Regions from separate parts of the Homo sapiens genome. Here region 1 is linked to region 2. The links are chromatin contacts, found by Hi-C in ENCODE. All regions are on one chromosome and are shown on one strand. Each heading gives the region's core, a stretch centred on a gene start or an enhancer-like site at or near the end of the contact. The rest is flanking DNA. Distances are from core to core; before and after follow the strand shown.

Region 1 (4,094 bases), core at 1,012-3,511, 47 kb before region 2:
ATCTGTGCACATCATATTTACAGAAGCTTTATACATAATAGCCAAACAACAGAAACAGCCCAGATGTCCTTCAACTTGTAAATAATACACTGTGGTCCATCCACTGTATTAAATACTACTCAGCAATAAAAAGGAGCAAATTAATGATGTACCTAACAACTTGGGTGAACTTCCCGATAGCTATGGTGAGTGAAAAACACCACTCCCCGAAGATCATGTACTCTATGATTCCATTTATGTAACATTTTGTAATGTTAAGATTCTAGAAATGGAGGACAAATTAGTGGTTGCCAGGGGTAGGAATGGAGGAAGATGAGACAGGAGGGAGATGGGTTTGCTTACAAAAGGACATCACCACCACTCCTTGTGTTGGTGGAATTGTTTAGCATCGTCACTGTGGTGGAAGATACACAAGCCTATTCAGGTAACAAAGTTGTACACAACAAATTGTACATATTTGTACAATTGTACAGAAGGCAATTGTACTACAGTGTTGTAAAATGTTAGCATTCTGGGAAATGGCATAACATGTACTCAAGAATATCTTTTTTCTTACTACTGCATGTGACTCTACAATGATTTCCATAAAAATTTCAATTTATAAAAGTAATTATAAGTTAACATTTAGTAAGCAGATATGTTACACACACTAGGAAGATATCATTCCATTATCTCATTAGTTCATACGAAAAATCAAGAATTTCATGTTTCAAAAAAAATGAAATCTTTAGATACAAAGTAATTGTCCATAAATGCAACGAGTCTATCGTAGATGCAATCTTTAAACTCAATTTTTCTGATTCCAAATATGATGTTTTCACTTCTACACATTGCTCAAACAAAAACTTTGATCCTAGGCCTGCATTATTTTGTGTATGGGATGGATGTGAAACTGGAGAAAGCAATCAGCAGAGCCCAGAGTGGAAAAGCTCAAGAGTACAGGGACAGAAGACATCCCAGAAACTCTTGCTAGACTAGATGACACTGTGCCACAACACTATTACAATAACATATAACACAGCGGAGAGGAAAGGCACAACAGAAAACCAGAAATGAAATAAAACTTCATCCTGTTCGTAAGTTTAATAAATAGTTTCCACTGACAATACAAGAGAAAGGAAGATATGCACGGATATTCCTGCAATGGGACCCTGCTAATTTATCTGTCTACTACTAAAGTCTATAAGAAGACAACTGAGAGTACAAAAGGAAAATGAATATTGAGAGCAAGTAAAGGAAAAAGCATTCCTGAGGCCCTCAAAACAGGTCCCCTCAATAACAGTCACATCCTGCCTCCCAGGAAACAGCTACAGTTGGCACTGCAGGAACCTGCAAGCTGCTCTGATACAATGGCTACTGCAGGGACAGCTGAGGGGTGGCTGCTGATGCTACCACTACCAGCTACCCAAGAGCATGGGTGCTGTGGTTAGAAAAATGTGTTTTGAAAACCAAACGCAGAAATGTTCATCAGACCTTCCTTCATCCCACCTGCCATCCTCTCTTCCTTCTTCTCTCTTATTCATCCATGCATTCATTCATTCAATGAACTCAAGGCTCTACTGAGTGCCACCTCTCTGCCAGGCACTGTGATAAGCACTTGGAATATATCATGGATAGAACAGCTGAAGAAATCTTTCCTCATCAAAACTATCTTTCATATTGAAATTTTATTTTGCTTTATCAACTACAATGTCTGAAGCTTCTACTAAAAATGGAATTATCCTTATTCTTTGAAGAGAATGCATTACCTTTTAGAACATAGTGTACATGTGAGACGTGCTCGTGTGAATCTACTTTTAAGTTGATCTGTATGTGTAAATTTAATCCATAATGTTTTGTTTAAAGCTATACAGGGTCATACCCTTACCAAAGCAAAGGAGAGTACAAAAAAAAAAAAAAAAAGGCAGAGAAGATCTGAGACCTGGAAGAGCCATCTAGACTTCTCTAGATCTGTTTTTTCATCCATCGCGTCACAGAATGGATGACTCAGAAGTTTTACGCTAAGAAATTCTGAGCCTTTTAGTCCAAATATTTATAAAATATCTACCGCATGCTTTGGAAGATCTAAGCAATGCAGACAGTTTTATAAAAAGTAAGCTTTAGTTAGGGAAAAAACAAGAAACATGAATGATGAAAGAATAGAACAAGATAGCAATGGCCAAATGACAGATTCAATAAACACAGCTCATAGCAATGGGATCCTTTCCTGACGCAGAACCATGACTCCTCCCCTCCAAACAAGCCAGGGAACCTGTGCCACAGCCACACAACCCCCAGCACAGAGCTTCAGCCTGCTAGTATCAACTCATGGATTTCCCAGCAACTATCTGCCTTCATCCCTGTGGACTAGAGGCAAAGAGAGTCTCAGAAACAAGCCAATTCGCCCCATATTTCCCAGCAAGATGACTTGTCAGCAAGGCCACAAAAAAGAATTAGAGACAAGCTTCTATCTGCAATTTTATTTGCTCCCCTCAGTCTTCCAACTAGAATATCAAGAGGCAAAGAAGGACAGCAGCTGATTACAAATATGTTTCCTGCCCCCTCTGAGTTTAATTAGAAACTTTAAAAAGTAAACTTCTCAAACTTGACAGGTTCCAACACTGACTTAAAGCTAATTGCAGAGTCAAGATAGGAGAAAAGCAATCTTTGTTGATACGTTTATGTGTGCATGCCTACCCATACATACATACAAAATTAATACATAATATATAAACAAAAGTTTCTTATGTCATACATTTGTGTCACAAGTTTGAAGCAACAACTTCTATGTTTATTAAAACCATTTTCTAGTTCTTTCTTAGAAACTTGTTAAGGGACTTGAGTACAAGTTTTATTAGCTGCTTCATCAAGTTTACAACTTAGTATGCAACTGTTTCAATACATACCACAATTATAAAGTAGGTATGAGCTGTACTGGAGAGTTTCCTATTGTGAAATAAATACGACTAAATGAAGTTATCTGAATTTAGATGCCATACAGTAGTCTGAGATTACCTATTTTAAACACCCAACCATTGAGAGATTTCCCTTTGTTTTTTTTCTAACAAACAAGAGGATTAAAACATGCAGCTCAGGCCAGGCACAGTGGTTCATGCCTGTAATCCCAGCACTTTGGGAGGCCAAGGTGAGTGGATCACAAGGTCAAGGGATCGAGCCCATCCTGGCCAACATGGTGAAACCCGTCTCTACTAAAAATACAAAAATTAGCCGGGCGTGTTGGCGGGCGCCTGTAGTCCCAGCTACTCGGGAGCCTGAGGCAAGAGAATCACTTGAACTCGGGAGGCAGAGGTTGCAGTGAGCCAAGATTGTGCCACTGCACTGCAGCCTGGCGACAGAGTAAGACTCCGTTATCAAAAAAGAAAAAAAAAACATGCAGCTCAAAGGATGAGGGTCATCTTAAACAAGTTTCTTATAAACAGATTTTGGAATTCTGTTCAAGGTTCCACTGTTGTGAACTCTGGCTATCTGGCAAATTTTCCATTATGTACACCTCTCTAGCCAGTGCCCTTATAAGGCTTCAAAAGCAAAAATAATCTTTTTTCTCTTTTTGTCAAATAAGGAACTACTCTAATGAAAAGTACAGGTATTGCTCTAGTGAAGTATACCAAGTGTGTGCAGAACCCAGTGGGAATCATAGGAATGTTTGAAAATGCCAGCATCCGGGTCGAAAAAGATTGAGGTCAGAGGAAAGAGTAACATGAGAATACCAACAGTACCATTGGAAAAGGAAAAAAGAAACGTGTAAGAAATTGATCTGGGGATGTGCCATGTTCATTTTTATGAAACGGAACAAAATATATTGAAAATATTCTATATTAGAAGGTTTGAATTTCTTATGGAGCCATGTACCAAGTTTTTCTTCAAAAAGAATAATTTAGTAATTCAAAAAAAACTATTTATTTGTATACTTCCATGTCCCAGGTATCCTTTGCATATATTATCTAATTTTCCCCCATCAATTATGTGAGGTAGGTCATATTAGCTCCCTTTCAGGGATAAGATGACTTAGAAAGGTTAAGTAATTTTTCTGAGTTCACACAAGTAGTTACAGATTTGGGTCTAATCCTAGATCTATTTTGCTTCCAAGTCTGGAC
Region 2 (3,964 bases), core at 1,189-3,688:
TTGTTCTAGTCCTCTACTGATGTCGAAAAAGTTGGCTGTACAAACAGCCACAAACAAGCCAAATAACACACTTATTACTGGAAAGGTAATGGCTGAAAGAAACTGACTGAGTCCCTGGATGCAGGATGGATGAATGGCCCTGAGGAGTGAGGATACCTGTACCATGCTCCATTTGCAGGAAGGGCAAATGGAGAAGACAGAACTGTCCTGTCACAGGCCCATGAGCCACAGAAATCTCAAAGTGAAATGTAAACACAGGTGTATTCTCATACGTCTTTCAGCAAATCATCATGCATTTGTTGCAATAATATTTCTTCTATAATTTTCAGCCTTTGCATGAAGATTTCTTTCATGCAGAATCCCTGAAGCCAGCATCCCAGCTGTATCGAAAGGTTACCTGTTAGCACTTTATTAGACTACAGGGCAATCAGCCTGCAGGCTACATATTTTAAAACAAGTTTTAAAATTTTAATCTGTTACTCTATTTCAAGGTTTAACAATCTAGTTTCCAAGTTGCTTATCAGATAAAGCTCAACATCCTCAGCATGCCACACAGGACCCTTCGAACTGAGCTCAGCCTACCTACTGAATGTGACCATCTGTCAACCTGCCCGTCATGTGCCCCTCTGCACCACTTCTCAGCTCAGAGACCATCTACTGATTTCCCACAGCAGAGAAAAGCCAGAAACTCATTCTGCAGGATTCAAGAAGTGTTTCCCAGAAGAGATGGCATGTGAGATTGAGCAATGATAGGGAAATAAAAGGAGAGGGAGCAGGAAAGCATTCTGAAGCCACAGGTCCTCTGAAAACTAGTTTCAGGAGCGAGGGCAAGAGACATCAGCCAGGAGATAATGCTCCCATTTTGCTCTTATCTGTGAGTCATTTATAAGTCAGATGTTTTTGAGGTGAGTACCGCCTCTGCATCAGCACAGGGAATACTGATACTGCCTCTTATTGTCTGCATATACACCATCTGTCTACAGCTTAGATATGGAGATAACAGTAGTGTCATTCAAAGCAGGCACACTCTTGATGACTTTTTTTTTTTTTGAGACAGGGTCTTGCTCTGTTGCCCAGGCTGGAGTGCAGTGGCATGATCATGGCTCACCACAGCCTAGACCTCCTGGGCTCAAGTGATACTCTTGCCTCAGCCTCCAGAGTAGGTGGGACCATAGACATGTGCCACCACATCCAGGTAGTTTTCTTTTTTTTTTTTCTGCAAAGACAGGGTCTCACTATGTTGCCAACATTGGTCTTGAACTCCTGGGCTCAAGCAATCCTCCTGTCTCAGCCCTCCGTGCTGGGATTATAGGCATGAGCCATGGCACCCGGCCTGCTGTCCTTTTCAACTGGTCTAATGTGGGTATCAATAAACAAAAGTAGAGACGGGTGACTAGGTAAAATTTATGCAGACATGGGCATTACTCAAAACATTTTTTAATTTCCTCTGTTCAAACTGCTATCATAGTTGCATTCCATGTCTATGAATATGTATGTATAAAGTGTGACTATGCCTTGTTTATAAATCTTTGCAATCAAGACAGGTAACTATGGTTTTCAAGGACAGCATGATATAAGCAAGCAAAGATAAGAACAAAACAGGCTTCAGAAGCCTCTTCCATTCCCATGGAAAATAGAAGGGAATCTAGAATGCTGGATCATTAACTTCACTAATTACAAATCAGATATGGCTCAATGTTTTATAGGAAGGAGATGAAAAAGTCTAGTCCTTGTTGGGCCTTTTTCACATTGAATTATCTCATAATTAAACCAAGCTGATGAGCAAGTGTTATCATACCCATTTTCCAGAAGCTGAGAAAAAGCAACTTGTCCCAGATGACTGTTTGATTCCCAGGCACCTTCTGCTTTTTCTACTGTGACCTACTTGCTGTGGGATACTATTTTCAGCCACATTCCTGACAACGTCAAACATCTGAATTATGCCATTAATTCTCCTTACTCTGAATCTGTGTTCACAAAGATACACAAATGTCTCTCCATGTAGTTCATGTGCTAGCCAGAGGAAACAGTGTCTTCTCAGATGGAGGGCTCTATTTTTCCATTGCCAAATAATAAACTGGAATTTCATTTCATCTAAGTCTTTTGGGAGCTTAGTTACCAAGAAGCTCATCCACACTCCTTGTACTGACAAAAAGCTTACTTAGTTCTCACAAACTGCAAGGTGAGTTCAGTGCTATTAGTTCCATTTAACAAATGAAGAATTAAGATTTAGTAGAGGGTGGAAATGGAATTCAAAGGAAGGTCAGTTTCTGAGTCTTTGCAAATAGGATGGTACCACAGCCTTCTTTCTTCTTCCTTCTTTGTGTAGGTGGCATGTTCCATGGAAGTCACAAAGAGAAGGAGCCAAAAGCAGCTTTGTGGTGGGGAACAATCCCATCAGATAGAGGAGTGCTAAGTGGAGATGGGAATGAGGCACTTCCCAAGCCACAAGGCCCCCTGAGCCACAGGCCCATGCTGGTGTCTTTATGTGAGACCATGTCTCCTTAATCACTACATGCCAGTATGTCACATAATGTCTGGAATACTTCTCAGTCACACCCAGCTTTAAGTGGATACCCCCCTGCACAGCATTCTAATAATAACAATGTAAGAGTGTAGGTACACAGAAGGTTAGCAAGCAGCTGTTCTCCTCCACCAGGGGAGAAGGAGAAGAAAACACCTACATTATAGCATGAGTCACTCAAAATAGATATATTCAAGAATATCCTCATAGTAAATAGAGCGGTAAATTCTCCCCTGGAAGCCTTTAAATATAAAATGTTTATCTGCCTGGGGCGGTTGCTTGGCATTCTCATTTCTGAGGGTAGGAGATGCTACCTAACCTTCAAGGATATGCAGTAAAATGATAACTTATTTATAATTATTTGCTTGGAAACAAATCTGTCAAAGATCAAAAGTCTAGGTCGGCTGGATGAAGCAATAAGCAGTGAAGCTTCTCTTCCATACCCTTTATATAACAATGCATTTACACAGAAAACTTCTAGGTCATTAAAAATCCATTTTTAAAAACATATATCAGTTGTAAAAAAAAAAAAAAAAAACTCCTAACATTTCAAAAGTTTAAAAAGTAAAAATTAAGTCTTCCACTCTCTCAACCCTTTAATTTCATGCCTCAGAGGTGATCAACTGCTAACAATCTTGTGTGTGCACTTTCAGATACAAGATCCATCTTTAAATAGTATTTTAAGGTTAGGGAGCAAGCCAAAGAATTTCTGTTCTGCTACCTGCATTTTCAAGTACCTGCCAGTATCTTATACTACAAACTTTCCATCTGTAATGGAGTTTCAAGTAAAATGAAATTAGGCTCCATTTCATTCCACACTAAATTTTTCTGACAATCCCTGTCAAGATTTTACATAGAAAATTGACTTGATTCTTACATAAGTTAAGAACCTTTGCAGAAGTGTAAAGGGGTAATATACTAGATCCTCATTATTTCTGCTTTAGCTAAGAGAGGTAAGAAGTATGAGGTCAGAATTCCAAGTTCAGAGAACTCTTTCCCTTGTAGGCTCTTATTTCTTCTACATTTCAGCAATAAGAATCAGAGGTAACATGATAGAAGAAAGACAATTACTGGAAAATGGTAGACAACCACTTCTTCAAAAGCAACTATGTCCATCATTTCCTTTAGCTGAAGGAATTATTTTCCTTCATTCTCTTATGGTACATAAAAACTAATATTGCTGTTTAAATTTTCTGTTTTGTGAAACTTCAGGGGGAAATCCTGAAATGCATTCTAACAAATGGCCAATTCTGCAACTCTCAATTCAGCAGTCTAGGTCCAACAGATACAGAGAATTTTATGGCTCATTTTCTCTCCAACACCTGCTCTCATTAGCTCAGCTTCTTTGAATGAAAAGACAACCAGACTGAAAATATAATTCCACTGACTAACAATTTAGAAAATCAGTTTTCATTGAAGTTCAAAGCTGTAAACCTGATT

Evidence for each region. A loop is a pair of places that touch in the nucleus more often than their neighbours do.
Region 1: a map of HepG2 shows a loop between it and region 2 (8-fold over the local background). The contact joins two enhancer-like sites. A Hi-C loop is called at or near these places in 1 of 168 maps with a recorded cell type or tissue (HepG2).

Annotation. Positions count from the first base shown.
Region 1 is chr18:7,900,643-7,904,736 of GRCh38, reverse strand. All of the region lies in intron 3 of PTPRM (protein tyrosine phosphatase receptor type M), which reads right to left. Among named protein-coding and RNA genes, the nearest start is that of PTPRM, 340 kb to the right of the region's middle. Within about 2 kb of position 2,261, at least 6 of the 41 ENCODE cell types and tissues checked have a DNase peak (open chromatin) inside an H3K27ac peak, as active enhancers do.
Region 2 is chr18:7,853,830-7,857,793 of GRCh38, reverse strand. All of the region lies in intron 2 of PTPRM (protein tyrosine phosphatase receptor type M), which reads right to left. Among named protein-coding and RNA genes, the nearest start is that of PTPRM, 290 kb to the right of the region's middle. Within about 2 kb of position 2,438, at least 3 of the 41 ENCODE cell types and tissues checked have a DNase peak (open chromatin) inside an H3K27ac peak, as active enhancers do.